Linked DNA regions of Mus musculus: regions 1, 2 and 4 are each linked to region 3. A link is a contact called in ENCODE POLR2A ChIA-PET data. All regions are on one chromosome and are shown on one strand. Each heading gives the region's core, a stretch centred on a gene start or an enhancer-like site at or near the end of the contact. The rest is flanking DNA. Distances are from core to core; before and after follow the strand shown.

Region 1 (4,435 bases), core at 1,851-4,350, 100 kb before region 3:
ATTTTTGTTTTGTTTTTTCATCTTCAGATGTCTCTGATGCAGCTTATATGAAGTAATTGTTGTTCTGTTAACTGAAGACCACTCTAATTGCAAAAAAGAAAAATGCGGCTTTTTTGTTGACATTCTGAATGCTTCTAAGTAAATGCAATTTTTTAATTAAAAAAAAAATGCGTATGTAAAAAGTAAGGCACAGCCATCCATGAGTTGGCACTGAGGAGTCAGAGACGTTGAGGTGCCGGGAGCTCACTGGCCAGCCAGCCTAGCCAGAAAGGAAAGCTTCAGTTTAGGTAAGAGATGCTTCCTCAGCAAGCAAGGTGGAGAGGGATGGAGGAGCTGCTGTCGCATCTGGCCTCTGAAGGCCACAGGAGGCCACATGTACCCTCCCTCATACCTACATACAAGATACACAGTACTGCTGCAAAAGAGAACGTTAAAGAGTTAAAGAAGATAGAACTTCTTTTAACTCTGATACTTGTATGTCAGTTTTCTTATTTGTGTGAGTATGTGGGGTGCTGGGCTCCACTATGTTGGTAGCAGGGATCAAACACATGTCACCAGGCTTCCAGCAAGCTCCTCTGCCTGCTGAGCCATCTTGCAGGCTCAGCTGTTTGTTTTTCAAGACAAGAGTTTCTCTGTGTAGCTCTGGTTGTCCTGGAACTCACTCTGTAGACCAGGCTGGCCTCAAACTCATAGAGATCGGCCTGCCTCTGCCTCCAAAGTGCTGGGATTAAAGGTGTGAGCCACCACGCCCTGTGCCCAGTTGTTCTTTATCCACAGAGTTTGGAACCTGTCCCTATCTTTTTGGAAGAACAGACACACAAGTGCACCTTCCCAGTGTGCAGCAGCCGCCCAGGCCACACTTGGAAGCTCAGCACTGGTGCTGTATCACTTGCTGGGAGCTGTAGGCACACAGAATAGAGGTATGCAGCCTGTTTATTGAGGCTGCTGCTGCTGTGGGCCTCTCCCCTGGCCATCGTGTACACAGGCCCATTTGGCCAGTCAGAAAAGGCTCCTCTGATGGTGGCTGGAGTGCAGGAAGCCAGGTCGGAGGGATGTTTCTCCACTGTGGCAATGGCTTTATTTAATGTAGGGAGCTTTGACCCTTCACCTAGGTGACTTAAGTGACTTGTCACTGAGCAGTAGCACCTCAGGTTTCAAGGCTCCCGCCCCCGCCCCCACTCTGTGTGCAGAAGCATGGGCTAGCCAAGCCTCCCTTGAGGGCTGACGGCAACTTTGCTGGAACTCACCCAGTCTTGCTGCAGGGGTCCAAGTTCCCCGTCATGGGCTGCTTCTTCCCTAGGTATCTCAGATCCTCACATCACAAACCCTTTGGTCCCCATCTCAGAGCTGGATTCTGGGGTGACAGATACTCTCTAATCTTAGACATGAGGTCAGCAGACCCATTGACATATTTCTCTTTTCCTTATTAGTGACAGAGTAAAGTAGACCCGGCTGTTGTTGAACTGTCCATGAAGTGGAGGATGGTCTTGAACCTGTGCTTCTCCAGCAGTGCCTCCACAGTGCTGAGATAGTGCCCATTCTGCTCAGGCGCTGCTCCTCAGCACTTACTGCTTTACTTTATTGTTAGCGGTGGGGGTGGGGGCGGGAGCTCAGGGCTTCTATCCCTCCCGCTGAGCTGCAGTCTTAGTGCGGGAGTCTCACTCCATCACTTAGAAGAGCCCTGGGGAGTGTGCCAAGGGAGTCTCCCGGGTCAGAGGATCCCAACAAGTGAACTCATCGCTAACATTCTGTACCAGGGCCTTTCAGCAGCTTGGTCAAACAGCTGTCCTGCTTGGGACAGCTCAGGGTGGAGCTCTGATTCCATAACCAGTAGCCAAAGAAAATAAAAATAAATAGAAGGGCTAGGAGATGGCTCCATGGGTAAAAATGCTTCCTGATGAGAAGGCTAGGCTGACTTCATGACAAGCTTCAAACTGGCAGTTAAGGAGAGGTGGCCTAAATCTGTTTCCAAGAACTGGCCAATTCCAGACAAGTCCAGGCCTCAGAAGCTGCCCCACCACCTGGCCTGAGGCAAGGACAATGGGTAAGCAACAGTTTCCAGACCTCCCCAGTAAGTTTCCAGCCCCCGCAGCCCTGCCATGGAACGTCCATAGAGATGGACCTCACAGATTAACATAGAGGTCACCTGCCCCGGAATTTCCTAATGTGCTTTAAATCAAACCTCCAAGTTAACATGGGTGTCTATTTTGGTAATTCGAGACTCCAGCATGCTCAACTTCTGCATAATAAGACACTCTTTGAGTTTTCATACTATTTGAGTCCGGAATATCATTCTTTGGCACCCCTACTGGGCAAGCATGAGAACCTGAATTTGTAGCTCAAGAAGACACATTAAACCATGGTGGTGCACACCTGCAATCCCAGCACTCACTAGGATCTCTGGAAGGTCGATACCAGCCTGGTCTACATTGTGTGTTCAAGGCCAGCTAGGGATGTACAGAGAAACACTATGTTCCTCCCAAAATGATAATGATTTTTTTTAAAGCAAGGATTAAAGCTTGATGGCCCACAGTGGCCATCCAGCAGTGGAGAAGCCGAGTCGGGGTCTAATGCAAGTTCATGATCGGCTAGCTTCAGCTGCCACAGAAGCCCATCTCAAAACAGGAAAATCCCAGAGATTTGTTTTCACTTCCTGTCGCCAGGGAACGCCAGACCTGCCGTTCGTGTTCAAAGATTCTATTTGAGTTGGTAAAGACAAAGAGATCCATAAGGGCAAGAATGGAAGGCTAGAGCTGGGCAGTGGTGGCGCACGCCTTTAATCCCAGCACTTGGTGGGCAGAGGCAGGCGGATTTCTGAGTTCGAGGCCAGCCTGGTCTAGAGTGAGTTCCAGGAACAGCCAGAGCTACACAGAGAAGCAATGTCTCGAAAACAAAACAAAACAAAACAAAGAATGAAAGGCTAGGAGCGCAAAATAGGCACCGCGCGACTCGCATGCATTAGCCAGCTTCGCCCACAGTGTGGCGCCGAATTAGGCGCCGAACCAGATCCAGGAGAGCACCTCTGCGCAGGCGCCCTTTCCCAACATACACCCCGTAGTGGGCGTAACTTGTGCTGCGGCCTTTTGCGTCGTTCTAGTGTCGCACTTTACGGCTACCTCTCAATCCCACCGTAGAAATACGGTGAGGCCGTCCGTCTTGTTCCGTAGGTACCGCCCTAGCCCGTCCCGATTGGATAGATGTCCGTTGAGCTGCTCGCTGATTGGTCATAGTTTCTGCCAGTCTTTTTCAGTCTGGGGCGCGCGGTGGGCCGCCGGTGGGAGCGCGTGTGTCTGTGCCGCGGCGGAAGTTATCGCTGCAGGGAAGATGGTGAGGGCCGCGAGGCGGAGGGGCGCGCGCAGGGTCTTCGGGCTGCTGAGAGATGGGGGAAACTGAGGCCGGAGTGACCGGTGTCCCTCCAGGGCCCCAGACGGTCACCGTTGGGGATTTATCTCTTGATGGACACGGTTTTTGCGACCGGAAGAGGGACTATGATCGTTTCCGGGGCTTGTCACCGTCATTGATAGGAAAGCTGCGTTTCCGGGAAATGGGCGGGCTTAATGGCTCACGTGGGCTTCGTTGCCCTCTTGATGCTTATCTGGTGTCTGACCTCAGCTGCCCACGCCTTTGGCTGGAAATCCAGCTCAGAGAGCGGGTTGATTCTCTCCCTGGGACACACAGCATGTCTTGCTCAGGAAGAAAGGATTTTTTTTTTCTCCTAGTTTAGGCTCAGGCCTCCTCAGTTTGGGGACTCTTAGACCTGGCATAAACAAGTAAAGGAGGCCAGGTTTCCCCCTGCTCTGTCGAGGGGCGCGTTGGCCTAAGTGAGGAGAGCCACATATTCCCATCTCCCCAGTTCTTGATGGTAGGATATTTGGTTTGTTTTTTGGTTAGGCTTTCTGATCTGAACTGACATAATCCAGGCTAACCTCAAACTCCTGATCCTCTTGCTTCAGTCACTGGAGTATGGAAAGGACACGTGTATACTCCACATTTGAGTCAGGATGTGAGGCAGGGTCTCATATAGCCCAGGCTGCCTTTGAACTCCATTTGTATACATGCATCACTGTGAACTCCTGACCCTGCCTTTACTCCAGAATGACCCTGGGTTTTGTGGTGCAGGAACTCTAGGCCTAACACATGCTAGGTAAGCACTCCCCACTGGGTGTACCCTGAGCCTTCCTGAAGGGATGGCCAGGTGCGTCCAGGACTGGACACCCACCTCATGCAGGTGCGCACAGACACTCCCATATCTCTGCGGTCAGGCTGGTACAGGAGTGTCCCAGCTGAACATTCCTGAACTCAGAGCCCTAGACTTGGTTCTTTAGCTATCTCATCTACACACTGGATCCCAGAGAGTCTGGATGATGGCTGAGAAGGAATTTCCCTTCCTGGAACTGGCTCCTCTAATGGGAGGTGCTGGGACTGGATTCCAGAA
Region 2 (4,365 bases), core at 1,575-4,074, 120 kb after region 3:
CTGCACAGGGAAGCAATGCAGTCTGAGGGGTCACCCATTCCTTTGATGTGGGACCAATGGACTTAATGGGAAAAAGAATCATCTATAGACCAGATGCCCTCTTATGGCTTTCACATGTTATCTTCTAAGTGCCATTCACACATTGCTATCCCTGAAAGTACTCTGGGCCATGTGTAGACATGGAAATGTCTACAAGGGGCCAGAGGCAAGTCCCTCAGAGGTAGCAATTGTAGGCAACTGCAGTAGGTTCCTCCCTGTGACAGAACAGTCCCAGGAAGCTTCAGGCCTGTGCCCTTTCAAGATTGGGCACCATGATGATGCCGTGCTGGCTGCACCCAACAAAAGGAACCCCCATGTTTCCTCCATCATTCACCAAAGCGTAACCCTGTCCCCATCTAAAGCTTGCAAGCTCACTGTGGGGCTTGGCTGGCCTCATTTCCACCTAGCTGAAGCTTAGAGCCAGCAGGATAAAAAGCTCAACCAGGTCCCCAGGCTTGGATTATAGTCATGTCTGGAATTCTTAGGCCTGAGACAGCAGCACCCTGGAGTCCAGAAACAGACTGCTACCCCTCAGTGTCACAGGCAGGGCTCAGGCTATGTCCTAGACAAATCGTAGTGGGGCTGAAGCTAATCTAAGGGGATACACACCTATGGAAAGATGCCACTGAGCAAGGCTGACAGGCAGGTGAGCAGGGCTAGCATGTTGTTAGGGACGGGACCAACTGGGACCTCTCCAGGGACATAGAAGCAAACAAGCAAGGACAGTCTCAAGTTTTTATTCAGTGGGTCTCTGTGTCTAGAAGAAGGTGTTGGGCCTCTTGGTGGTGAAGCGTGGCTTGTGCTGGCGCCGCAACACACGGTGGGGCAGTGGGAATTTGATCTTGGAGTCCTGTGGGGAGGGAAGCAATCAGTGTCCAGAGACTGTCCGTGTGCAACCACCCCCTGCAGCCCTGCGTCAGCCCCACACTCGGGGTCACTCACGTGGAACTGCTTGACAGCTGGCCGGCGGCACTTGCCAGCTGCAATCTCTTCCACCTTCATGATCTGGATGGAGTGGGCACGGGCACGGTGTCGGGCACCCATGTCTCGGTCTGTGGAAAGAAAAGAAAATCAGCCCCAGCCACCCAGAATGCCCCCACATTCTGTAGAGCCTACTGATTCACTCTGGGGGGCACTGCACAGCCCCCCAAAGGCGACGAAGCCCCTTTGCTGTGTGCACCACTATTTAAACAGCCGCTACAGGCAGCGACAGTTCTTGGGTTGGGTGCCAGAAATTGGCAGAGGGTTGGAGACTCACAGCACTGTGTGACTGCACCAGCAGTGGTCAGGTCCCTGTACTCCCGATACATGTTGTGTGTGCCACTGCGGGAGTCATAGCGCAGCCAGATGCCAAAGTTCTTCACACGCAGGGGTGACTTCTCAAACACCTGTGGGGAGTAGGGAGGACATGAGGAGTGCTGCCCTGGCTCTGATGGTACCCAGCGACCGGCATCCTGTGGGGCCCCAGACCTCACCTGTCCGCAGTACACAATTTCCCCGGATGACTTCTTCATCTTCTTCAGCTGTGACACAAAGTACCAGAAGCGGGACTTGGCCACCACATGGTTGGGTGCAAAGATTCGCATACGGTACAGTGGTGGTGTGTGGCATTTTGGGGTTGGCAAGCAGCGCCCCACCACCTTGTACTCCCGAAGCTGAAAGACATGTCAGGAGAGAAAGTTGTCTATGTGGGGGAGGGGTGTGGAGGCAGAGCCGGCCTGAGATTCAGTCCTCCCACAGGCAGGGGTGTCCAAAGTGGGCTCATACACTCGAGCCCAGTGTGAGGCAAGTCAGAAGGCTTGTGCTCCGCTACGAAGCTGCCTCAGGGTCTACATGTGGCAGGCTGCTCTGCTCTCCCTGAAACTCCAGGCCAAGATGGCAAAGGTGGCTCACGTCTTTAATCCCAGAGCAGGAAAAAGGCCATTTGTTCTACAGAGAAACTGTCTCTGGATTGGGACTAATTGACGATTCCAGACTAGCTTTTCACCAAGAGTCCGAAGGATTGTGTCCAACACACCGGGGCCAGTATGAGATCCGGCACCCTAGGCTACCGTCAGCCAGCCTTTAGAACTAGCTAAGGATGATTCTAGCGACGCTCTGCTTCGATTTCAAGTGCCGAGATAAGTGGCAGCAGGCTCGGTGTAGCCAGCGCTGGGGACAGGCCGCAAGCTTACCAAATGCTCTCTAAACCTAAGGCGGGCCGCGTGTCCACTCCAGTCTAAATAGACCAGGTTAGCTTTAAACCTCATAAGAGACTAAAACAAGCCAGCCGGGCGTGGTGTCACACGCCTTTAATCCCAGCACTCAGGAGGCAGAGGCAGGCGGATTTCTGAGTTCGAGGCCAGCTTGGTCTACAGAGTGAGTTCCAGGACAGCCAGGGCTACAGAGAAAACCCTGTCTCGAAGGAAAAAAAGACTAAAAGAACCACGGGGCTAGATTTGGCAACGAAAAGGAGTGTAACGCTGATATACACGAAAAGGCGGAGGGCCTTCCGGTGCACCCCGATCTAACCCGCTCCGTCCTCGGCCGCCCAGCACGCGGCGGCCGCCATGTTGGCCGCAAGGAGGCTGTGGGCGAGGAGAGCTGCCCGTAACCGCTGAGGGACCCTCGCGACGAACGCACCACCACCCCGGAGGACACAGCCAACCCGAGCGGCCCTGCCGCCAACGCCGCACCTTTTGCCCCGCCGCGGCCTCCTTACCGTGCCCGAGGCCTTCATGGCACTGCGCACTCGTTCACCGCCAGTCACAAAAGGAAGTGTTGTCTTTCGCGCAGGCTCTCACCATGGTCTCTGACGGAAGTCCCGCCCTCCTGATGCGGTGCTTCCATTGGGTACAGCTAGTAGCGGTCTAAGTTCTTGGCTTTTTTATTGGGTACCGATCAGCTACGTATAAGTCCCGCCTCTCTTCACGGAGACTACAGTTCCCAGAGAGCAGCGCGACGGGCCTTTGCAAGTTTCTCCCGGGACGCCCCATCGTCGTGCGCGAGGGATCCTGGGAGTCTACGCGTAATCGTGGTTCCTAGTTAGATTCCGGATTTTTAGTTCTCTCTGTCTCTCTCTTTTTTCATCTTTTTCTTCCCACTTTCTACATCATCCTTCTGTGTATCTACCCATCTATGACCCATCATCCATCTTTTTTATTTGCTTGCACCACCTTCGTGTCTGGTGCCTCGGAGGCCCGCAGAGGGCGTCAGTTCCTCAGTGCTGGAGTTAAAAGTTGTGAGGTGAATGCTGGGAATCGATCCCTGTATGTGCTCTTAGCTACTGCTGTTCTCTCTCCAGCCCCATCTATCTTTTTCTCTGTCATTAGTTTGGTTTGTTTGTTTGTTTTTTACTGTTTATTGAGATAATGTAGCCCAAACTAGCCTGTAACTCACTGTAATTCTCCTGCCTCTTCCTAGTTCTTGGGATGCTGGAGTGTGCCACCTGCCAGCCCACGTAACTATTTTCTTTATAGAATTGTATCAGAGCTGTGTCACTCTGTCTTAACTTTGTCATTTTCCTGGCCAGGTCCTGTACCTGAAGGCGACAATATCCGCCGTGTGTTTCCGCTAATGGCCACTAGGTGGCGAGCGCGTTTTTTGGCTCAGCCGCAACGCAATGCAATGCTGGGATGTGTGCTTCTAGGTCCCCCATTTCCATTGTGCTCAGGCGCATTCAAGTGTGATCCCTCAGTTTCCCCAGCCGCATTAACACTCCCCGTCCCATAAGATAGTTGTAAGATTTAGAAATTGGGCGTGGTGTTGCATGCCTGAGGTCTTACAAATGGGAGAGTGAGCCAGGAGGCTCAGGAAAGATGGCCTTGGCTACACAGAAAGATCTCATCTTACAGCCTTCCCACCCCAAAATAAACAGCTTAATAACATGTCGGTGTGCAATGGGCAGGCTAGGACACAGTCCACCTCTGCTGGAACACATTGCTCCAACCTGTGTTCTGGAGGCTGCTGAAGTGGGGTAGATACATTCTGTAAGATGCAGGACAGATGCTGGGGTGCAAGCTGTGCCCTGAGAGGGCACAGGGAAAGGAATGGAGAAACAGCTGTGTGAGGAAAAAGTTGGTATCCACAGGCCCAGCCTTAACCTTGGTCTGGGCTTTGATGTAAATTCAGAGTTTACAAGACCCTCAGCTGGGTGAACAGGACAGGTGCTGGCGGTTCAGTTTCACTTCCTGCTTTGCAGATGCCCCCCTTGGCCTCTCCTGAGTGGCGACAGGCTCTAGCCTTAACAGACCTCCTCTCCAAATGGCTCCTCTCCTAGGGGCTATGAAGAATCCCAGCAGGGCCACCTGTTGGTAAGACCTCAGGTTTCTGTCACAACAGCCCTGT
Region 3 (4,512 bases), core at 727-3,226:
AGGAGGTCCCCAGGGAGCAGCTCCAGGTCTTCAGGCCGCTCCCGGCGGAATGGGTACACAGCCCTGTACTGGAAGCCCTCGGCTCCTGCCATGGCTGGCCTGGGGGGTTCTGGACCGTCAGCTGGCTCCCCGGGGCTCTAGGGACCCCATGGGCTGGTGCGGCCTGTGTGGTGGGCTTGTAGACCTCTACTTCCAGAAGTCACAGGCGACCTCGGGGGCCGCACATGCCTAGATGGCCATCTGTCACAGAGGCCACCATTTAGTCACCTGTGCAATGATGTTCCTGGTGTTTTCTCAAATTATTTGGCTTGTGTCACCCATCAGATGGTCAAGCTGGGATAGGTGGATCACTCCTTCATTAGCTGGGCTGTGGGTGCCCAGGCTTACTGGCTCTTCAAGATGTGCCTGACACCAGACGAAGGGACCCAGACCACAGGCTGCTACCATGCTCAGCCGGGAACACCAGCCTAAAGGACATGGACAAGGCGGAGTGAGCCAGGACAGAATCCCCCAGTGACCTTGGGGCTGGCCCCTGTCCCACTACTGATTAGTCTCCCCATCCGAGAGGCCACACTGACAGCCTTTCTTCGGGGTGCTGGGAGCTGAATGCTTTGCTGTCCCCACTAGGGTTGTGGGAACTGAAGTTCAGAGCTCTCTGAAGAACCCCACTCATCAGGAGGAAGCCAACCACAGATGCACCCAAGTTCAAGGCAGGAACAAAGACAGTGACCACATGGCCAGTTAGACTTGGGGTTATTGGGGAACCCCAAGAAGGGGTTGAACACCTGAGCAGTGGACATGGCCTATCAAGAGCTGTGGCCTGGGTGGGCATCCAAGGAAACAGAAGCCTTGGTTCCTGCAGGGGAGGTTGAGACAGGGTGCAGGGGTGTCCCCAGCTTGCCTTAGCCTGGGGCTCTCTGGTGATGCAAGAGAGGGGAGGTGTCAAGAAGAACCATGGTCACCTTAGTGCCACAGTAGGATGGGGACAGGAGCTGGACACCCCACATTGGGTCCTAGCCTGGGTCCCCATTCCAGCCTGCAGTTGGGTCTTCTGTGCATCCTCCTGGGGGAGCAAGGCTGACAGGTCCTCGTATAGGGACAGGGCAATGCATAGACAGACCGGTTCCTGCAAAGGCCCGATGGTGGAAGACGCCTGTCTAGGATGCAGAGGCTTTCAGAAAGAAGCCATGAAAAAGGCGTTTAGCGTGCCAAGGGGAGGGTCTGGGCTTCATCCCCAGATCTCGGGGACCCGGTGCAGGTGTCCTAGAGGGACTTAAGGCTTTGTGGTCCAGGGTATCCGGTGTGACTCACTGTCCGGCCTCTTGTGGCCTGCATGTTATAGGTAGGGAAACTGAGGGTCGGAGAGGCCTCTCCTAAGAAAGCCACCCGTCTGCCCGCCCCCGTGCCGAGCACGTCTGCACACCATGGGGGGAGGGTATCGCGGAACCCCCAATGCAAAAGGAGGGGCCTACGATGCACGCATAGTCTGTGTGCTCACACAGACGGGCCCCTAGACCCTCGTGCACCCCGAAGACCCCTGGACGACGGAAGTGGCCGGATCCGGGGTCGTGTCCCGCTCTCCGCCCCGTTGCGGGCGGGGACCTCCCGGCCTTAGAGACCCTGTCTCTACCCCGCAGGCTGCACAGCCCCACGCTCAGCTCGGAGCCCGGTTTTGTGCGGCTCCTTCTCTCCTCGGGTCCTCCCCACCACCATCGACTCACCCACTCCGGCCGCCGTCGCCACCACCACGACCGCCGCCGCCGTCGCCGCAGCCGCGGGATCCCTGCGTCAGCCACCGTCGCCGCGGTTCCAAGCCTTCGGGCCCGCCCCCAGGCGGAAATAGCCGAGCGCACTCGGGTCGGGAGGGCGGGCCTTTCCCCCCACACGAGGCGGAGCCCGAAGACCGAGGCACGCGGGCAAGCCTCCGGAAGCTGCCGAGTGTGCTCCCGCGGGAATGGGAGGCTGGGCTTTGCCACGAGACAGCCGAGGCTGGTCGGAGACAGCCGAGCACGGCCGTCGGAGGCTCACGAAAACACTAGAAAGCGGAAGGGTCGGGAACGCATTCGGTCCGAAGCTGGGCTCGGTGGACTTGGGACTCTGAGATACCCGAGCCATTCCGGAAGCAGCAGAACGTGCCATAACAGGGGTTTGTTTGTGTTTTTTACGAAGTCGTGAACCTGCCAGACCGCGGAATGTGTCTGGGAGGAACCGAACGACCTCAACTCCAGGCCTTGGGAGTTGACTCGGAGGCCGCCGATAGCTTCCGGAAATTGCCGAAGGTCCACTGGACGAGCTCGGCAGCTGTACCCTCAATGGAGAGCCGCTGGTGGAAGGAATGGAAGGCGAAGGCACTGCCATGACAACCCTAGGCGTCCGGAAACAGCCGAAGTGTCTCCGGCCCAACACGCGCGAGAATGCGGCTTATCAGCGTCCGGAAGCGAGATTGTTTCCGGAAATACGGACAGACTCTGGCGAGACGGAGAGAACCAGAAGTTGCCGAGCTTGTTCGGCTGATTTCCGAGGGATTCATTTATCTATTTTAGCTCACCGCAAAGACTAGGGTAGAAAATTGGGACGGAGGGGTTGCAGCGAGAGTTCGGCAGTTAAGCATGCTCACTGCTCTTGCACAGGATCCAGGTTCAGTAAATTACAGCCGCGTATAACCCGACTGGAATTAAAAGCAAGAGCTATGACGCCCAGCGTTTTGGATTTTTCCTTTTTAAGATTTTGTGTTTTTCTTCATGTTCAACTGTGCGCCTTGTGAGTACCTGGTGTCTGTGGAAGTTAGAAGAGACATCGGATGCTCTAGAACTTGAGTTACGGCTGTGAGCTGCCATGTAGGTGCTGGGAATACAACCTGGGTCCTCTAGAAGAGCAGCCAGTGCTTTTAATCATTGATTCCTTTGGCTTTATTATTTGAAACAGGGTCTTGTTATTAGCCCAGGCTGTATCTGAACTCATGATCCTTCTGCTTCGTGCCTCCCCACGCCCCCACCTCCAAGTGTTAGGATTACATGTGTATACAGCCATGCCTGGAAACACTTCATTTTAGAGATGAGATTTTGCCCTATTGCCCTAGCCAGGATCCCAGCCTGCTAGGTAGCTGGGATGCAGGCTGGCTTGGATTAAGTGTTTAACCAAACCCCTATACAGCCAACAAAACTCACTTAGATGATATCGAGCCATCAGTTTTTCCCTACCCCCAGCCACTCACAAATGCACACACCAGTATCAGATGTCTTCATGGGACTTTATTTGATGCCAGCTCCAAGATGGGTAGAGGGCTACTCATGCACAGCCTTGGTCTCCCTTCCAGCAGAAGGTACTGGCTGCGAGTCAGGGAGGTGCAGAGGGTTTGAGTGCCTGCGAATTCCCCTCGTGGAGTGTGTAGAGCTGCACCACTGGCAACCTACTACATGGCTGCTAGATCACACAGCATGGGAGTCTGGGCTCCCCCATGGCCATGCTCACAGTAGGGCTAGGAGAGCCTGTCCTGGGCTGCCACTCTTACTGGACCATTGTGGGACATGCCTCTGGCCTTAGGAACCTCAGCTTCTTGGATCACACAAAGCTGGGGGGAATTCAGGTGTGCTCAGTGCACATGAAGTGTGCAAGTCACTGGGGTTAGTCCTGTAAAGAGGCACAGAATGGGAAAGACACTCCTCTAGAATTACACAGCATAGCTGGGGTCCACACTCGGTCCTCTGGCACTCACCATGCTGGGCCTCGTGCACATGGGCATAGACTTTGTGGTGCAGGGGTTGGTGGTCAGGCATGGTCCTCACTTGGGACAAGTGCTTTGTCCCACCCTGCAGTGGACACCTTCCCCACCTTGATGGCCCTTAGGTCTGTCAGTTACTTCCTGCAAGGTATATGGGCTATTCTGCCTCAAACCAGAGCATTCCTCATCCCCCAAGTCCTTTGTTCCCATACTTCCCCTAAACTGAAGCATGCAGGATCACAGGCAGAGTGGAGTAAGGACAGTCTGAGGAGAGCTATTCAGACACAGAAGGTAGTCTTCAGAGTATAGCCTGCCACAGAATTGGTGATCCGCCTGCTTTAGGGTGCAGCTTCCAAATTCTGTCAAAACTCAGTAGGGACCAGCTTTTGTGTGCCTTCAAGTGGGTCTTGGGTTGGGAATGGGATGGACATACACATACACACACACACACACACACACACACACACACACACACACACACACACACACACACGGAAAGGACAAACTAGAAAACACAGAAGTTGCCCAAAGTGCTTTGCCTTGACCCAGAGAACAGGGTCTGTAGGCTGTGCTCCAGGGGCCAAGGACAAGACAGCCGAGTCCACCAGGCGGGCCAGCCTGGCTATTGCTTATAAAAAGTAATAAATTAGTCGCGAGGGCTTGCTATTTACAAGTCACTGGCACCCCCATCCCAGCCCTTCCTGGGAAGGGGGCACCCTCGGCCGAGTCCCAGGCTGATAGCTGCACCCCATCTAGGTGTGACTTGGTGAAGATGATAGCTGCATAAGGAA
Region 4 (4,364 bases), core at 443-2,942, 79 kb before region 3:
TTAGTAGGAGTTTTTCCCAGAGGCTAAGGGCACCCCAAGACCAGCAGGTTAAGTTTCTCCAAATAATAAAATTGAAGAATGACTGATGGGGTGTCGAGATGGCTCTGCGGGTAAAGGCTCTTGTTGCTCTTGTTGAGAGCTGACTTGAGTTCACAGGACCCACAGAATGGGAGAGAACAGACTCTGAAAGCTGAGGTCCTTCCCCAGCCTCTCAACAAGCCCTTTTCCTACAGAAATACAATTAAAAAAAAAAAGTCAGTCAGGACAGGCCGCTCCCGCCTTTAATCCCAGCATTCGGGAGTCAGAGGCAGGAGGATCTTTGAGTTCGAGACTAACCTGGTCTACAGAGTGAGCTCCAGGACAGCCAGGGCTACACAGAGAAACCCTGTCTCGAAAAGCAACCAAAAATGTTCAGGTCTTACTATTTCTTTACATTTTCCATGCCACTACAAAATGCTCTCCTTGCCTGATAGGGAAAGTGAGTCTCAACAGAGGTAAAACTTAATTTGGTACGTAAACCTGTCCCCAGTCAGCTCAAACCACCGCCTCCAGAGCGCACGCCCGCCCATCCCCCACCCGCCAAGGCCAAGTCCCAAGGTCAGGGCGGAGCCTCGCGCGCTCCGCCAAGCTCCGTACGGCCCCGGGGAGAGGCAGGCCTGGCGCCGGGGGCTGGCTGGCGTTGGGCCAGCACTAGCTGGCTCAGTCGTTTGGCGGGGGGCGGGGGAGGGGGTGCTGGCTGGGATATGGCTCGCGAAGCGCAAACCCCACGTGTGTGGTGAGGGGAGAGTCCACTCTATCTTTCTGGATGGTCACTTGCCTACAAAAGGGGATAAAACCTGGGTGTGTGGCTCTCTGAGGCAACAACTGGTCAAGGCTCGGGCGGGGGTTTGGGGGGAGGGGGGAGAACCCTCTGAGGCCTCAATGGCCTGGGCGAAGGTCCTGAGGTGCAAAGGAGCTCCAATGGGGTACAGATTGGAGAGGAGTCACAGAGAAGGGATGAGACTCCTCTCTGGTCTTCTAAGGGTTGTGTTGAGTGTGCTGGGACTTGTTGCTCCCACCTCTTCCACCTCCGTTCCCAGCAAGCAGAAAAGCCTGCATCAGGCCTGGTGGCATACTGTACTAATTAAGAGGGTAATTACCAGTCCGGATTCTCATTTGCAGGCTCCACTCTGGGACCCACCTCAGGCTCTAGAAGAGTCAAGAGTAAAAACGTGTACTGCCATGGCTGTCCAGAGGCCTGGCACCCTAGTTCTGTCCTTGGGAGGACAAATGTGTGGTAAATGCCTGTCCTTACAGCACATAGAAGGCAGAAGGATCACTTCTCAAGTCTAGCCTGAGCTACAGAAAAATTCTGTCTCAAAACAAAGGCAAAAACAAAACAAAACAAAAAAAACCCCACAAGCTCACCCCAGAACTTCCATCAGCAGGAGCCCCAGGTCAACCTGGGTTACAGCTTTTGCATAGTGCCCTTTAACTCTAGCACTTAGCAGGTCCACATCTGTAAGTTCCCAGCCAGCCCCAGCTGGAAGGTGAGAGATCCTTGCTCAAAACACAAAGTAAAACTCAACAAACCCAAGACTCAAATCTCATGCTAAGATGAGGTGATGGGCACGTCTTTCACGTTGAGGCAGTGAAATCACCCTCAGTCTTGGTCAGCTAGGGTACAGGGTGTCCTAATAACTGAAACCGAAGCAAGGCACAATGGCATATATTAGTCATCCAGAAGCCTGAGGTGAGATTTTGGGGGGTTCGGGAGGTCATTCTGGGGTACAGAGTGAGATTCTGTTTCAAAACGTCCCAATCCAGGGCCATAGGGTAGGCTTAGAAAGTAAACGTGACTGCACCCAAGTCGGACAGCCAGAGTGCCACACCGGGGAGAACAGACTCCCAACTCTCCTCTGACCTTCCTGGACACACACACACACAAAGCACAGATACCTACACAGACAAACACAGATACACAACCACACAGACAAACACACCAGCATGTAAAATAAAAACCGAGATCTGTAGGCCGAGGTTAAGAGACTCAGGCCTGTTACTGCCACACTTGGGAATATGAAACAGGGGGACTGAAGTTAAGTTCATGAATAGCGGAGTCTAGAGGATGAGATCCTGTCTTGACCCAAAACAAAGATTAAAAAAATTTTTTTTCACCGAGATCAAGAAAAAAACCTACAACTGATGGCTACCCTGGCTGCAGTTGGACTCCACACATCCCATCCTCAGTTTCCCCAAGGAAAAGGCAGGAGGTCAGCTTTTAGGGCGTTCGACTCCACCCTGTGAAACTGACAAGGAGCTAAGTAGTTGTGGGGACTCTCCAAGGGACCCTCCTCTGCCTCCCCCTTCCTGCCCACACCTGCCAGCTCCCAGCCGGAGGAACCCTGGCCGGCGCCCGGCCCCCGAGGGGCGTGCCTTCGGTGGGCGTGACGCGGGGCGTGGCTTCACAGAGGGCCTGGGTTTATGAGGCTCCACACATCACGCCACAGAAGTGCCAGAGACAGGGGAGAGATAGACGCACAGATGAGGTCCAGTTTGAGAAACAGAGAGGCAAGATCTAGAGGGAAGTAAAGAGGGGAGGAAGAGAAAGGGAGGAGAGGCAAGAAACAGCAGGGTAGGGACAGAGCCTGCCCGGCAATCCAAGCTGGGCGTGGTGACCCGGCCAAACCGCGTTCAGCCCCACCCCCATGACGTCAACCCACAATGCAGCGCGTTGTTGTGCCATGTAGCGAGCGTCGCTCTTGGCAACAGCGGCCGCCACCAGGCGAGGGCGTCCCGCTCCCGCCCCTTTATGCAAATCAACGACGTCACCTCGCGCCAATGGCGAGCGGGGGCGGTGAGCTCATCGCGGGGGCCGAGGCTATAAGAGTGCGCGCGGGCGGCGCGGGGCAGAGCGGCCGGCATCGGAGCCGGTCTGTACGGGCAGCGGACTGGGGGGCATACGGGGCCCCCCGGGGAGGCCGCGGCCACTCCCCCCGCCCCGGGGCCGAGCGCGGCGGGGGAAGGTGGGGATGGAAACGCCCTTCTATGGCGAGGAGGCGCTGAGCGGCCTGGCTGCGGGTGCGTCGAGCGTCGCTGGTGCTACTGGGGCCCCCGGCGGTGGTGGCTTCGCGCCCCCGGGCCGCGCTTTCCCCGGGGCGCCCCCGACGAGCAGCATGCTGAAGAAAGACGCGCTGACGCTCAGCCTGGCGGAGCAGGGAGCGGCGGGATTGAAACCAGGGTCGGCCACTGCACCTTCTGCGCTGCGCCCCGACGGCGCCCCCGACGGGCTGCTGGCTTCGCCGGATCTTGGGCTGCTCAAACTCGCGTCGCCGGAGCTGGAGAGGCTGATCATCCAGTCCAACGGGCTGGTGACCACTACCCCGACCAGTACGCAGTTCCTCTACCCGAAGGTGGCAGCTAGCGAGGAGCAGGAGTTCGCCGAAGGCTTCGTCAAGGCGCTGGAGGACCTGCACAAGCAAAGCCAGCTGGGTGCGGCCACCGCGGCCACCTCAGGGGCTCCCGCGCCTCCCGCGCCCGCCGACCTGGCCGCCACCCCCGGGGCCACGGAGACCCCGGTCTACGCCAACCTGAGCAGTTTCGCGGGTGGCGCCGGGCCCCCTGGGGGCGCGGCCACCGTGGCTTTCGCCGCGGAGCCAGTGCCCTTCCCGCCGCCCCCGGGCGCGCTGGGGCCGCCGCCACCTCCGCATCCACCGCGCCTGGCCGCGCTCAAGGACGAGCCGCAGACCGTGCCGGACGTGCCGAGCTTCGGCGACAGCCCTCCGCTGTCGCCCATCGACATGGACACGCAAGAACGCATCAAGGCGGAGCGCAAGAGGCTGCGCAACCGCATCGCCGCCTCCAAATGCCGCAAGCGCAAGCTGGAGCGTATCTCGCGCCTGGAGGAGAAAGTCAAGACCCTCAAAAGCCAGAACACCGAGCTGGCGTCCACCGCCAGCCTGCTGCGCGAGCAGGTGGCGCAGCTCAAACAGAAAGTCCTCAGCCACGTCAACAGCGGCTGCCAGCTGCTGCCCCAGCACCAGGTCCCGGCGTACTGAGCCCGAGCGCGGGGCGCATGCGCGGACTAGCTGCGGTGGGGGGGCGCCCCGGACTCTTTCGAGACTCGGTGCCCCCGGACTCGACAAGCCGGACCCCCCTTAACTCTGGATGGGGAACCCGAGCGCACGACCCCCGCCCTCGCGCCGCCTCTCTACCCCCAGTCCTGCGCGTGGCTGCCCCTTTGTACCTCCGAGTAGGGGCTCTAAGGGGCGCGCAGCCTCACGCTCTGCCTTTCCTTTTTTTTTTGCCTTTTGGAAGAGAGAACGGGAGTGTCCGATTCCGCCCTATTTATGTTTCTACTCGGGAACAAACGTTGGTTGCGTGTT

What was found. ChIA-PET counts read pairs that join two places held with the same protein, here RNA polymerase II (POLR2A).
Region 1: POLR2A ChIA-PET joins it to region 3 with 18 read pairs in embryonic stem cell. The contact joins the promoter of Lsm4 here to the promoter of 2010320M18Rik in region 3. POLR2A ChIA-PET finds 5 or more read pairs at or near these places in 3 of 5 experiments (Patski and embryonic stem cell).
Region 2: POLR2A ChIA-PET joins it to region 3 with 16 read pairs in embryonic stem cell. The contact joins the promoter of Rpl18a here to the promoter of 2010320M18Rik in region 3. POLR2A ChIA-PET finds 5 or more read pairs at or near these places in 4 of 5 experiments (Patski and embryonic stem cell).
Region 4: POLR2A ChIA-PET joins it to region 3 with 40 read pairs in Patski. The contact joins the promoter of Jund here to the promoter of 2010320M18Rik in region 3. POLR2A ChIA-PET finds 5 or more read pairs at or near these places in 4 of 5 experiments (Patski and embryonic stem cell).

The regions. Positions count from the first base shown.
Region 1 is chr8:70,670,131-70,674,565 of GRCm38, forward strand. It overlaps Lsm4 (LSM4 homolog, U6 small nuclear RNA and mRNA degradation associated), which reads left to right and starts at 3,101. Exons shown (of 5, transcript NM_015816.4): 1 at 3,101-3,327. The coding sequence starts at 3,325.
Region 2 is chr8:70,894,619-70,898,983 of GRCm38, forward strand. It overlaps Rpl18a (ribosomal protein L18A), which reads right to left and starts at 2,825. Exons shown (of 5, transcript NM_029751.4): 1 at 2,741-2,825; 2 at 1,515-1,694; 3 at 1,298-1,427; 4 at 982-1,091; 5 at 104-889. The coding sequence starts at 2,758. The coding sequence ends at 797. Mir7067 (microRNA 7067) reads right to left here and starts at 952; the gene lies at 890-952. It overlaps Snora68 (small nucleolar RNA, H/ACA box 68), which reads right to left and starts at 1,238; the gene lies at 1,141-1,238.
Region 3 is chr8:70,774,886-70,779,397 of GRCm38, forward strand. 2010320M18Rik (RIKEN cDNA 2010320M18 gene) reads left to right here and starts at 1,977. Exons shown (of 1, transcript NR_029440.1): 1 at 1,977-2,721. It overlaps Pik3r2 (phosphoinositide-3-kinase regulatory subunit 2), which reads right to left and starts at 1,827. Exons shown (of 16, transcript NM_008841.3): 1 at 1,722-1,827; 2 at 1-467. The coding sequence starts at 92. Mast3 (microtubule associated serine/threonine kinase 3) reads right to left here. Exons shown (of 26, transcript NM_199308.2): 26 at 3,232-4,512.
Region 4 is chr8:70,696,047-70,700,410 of GRCm38, forward strand. Jund (jun D proto-oncogene) reads left to right here and starts at 1,693. Exons shown (of 1, transcript NM_010592.5): 1 at 1,693-4,364. The coding sequence starts at 3,012. The coding sequence ends at 4,037.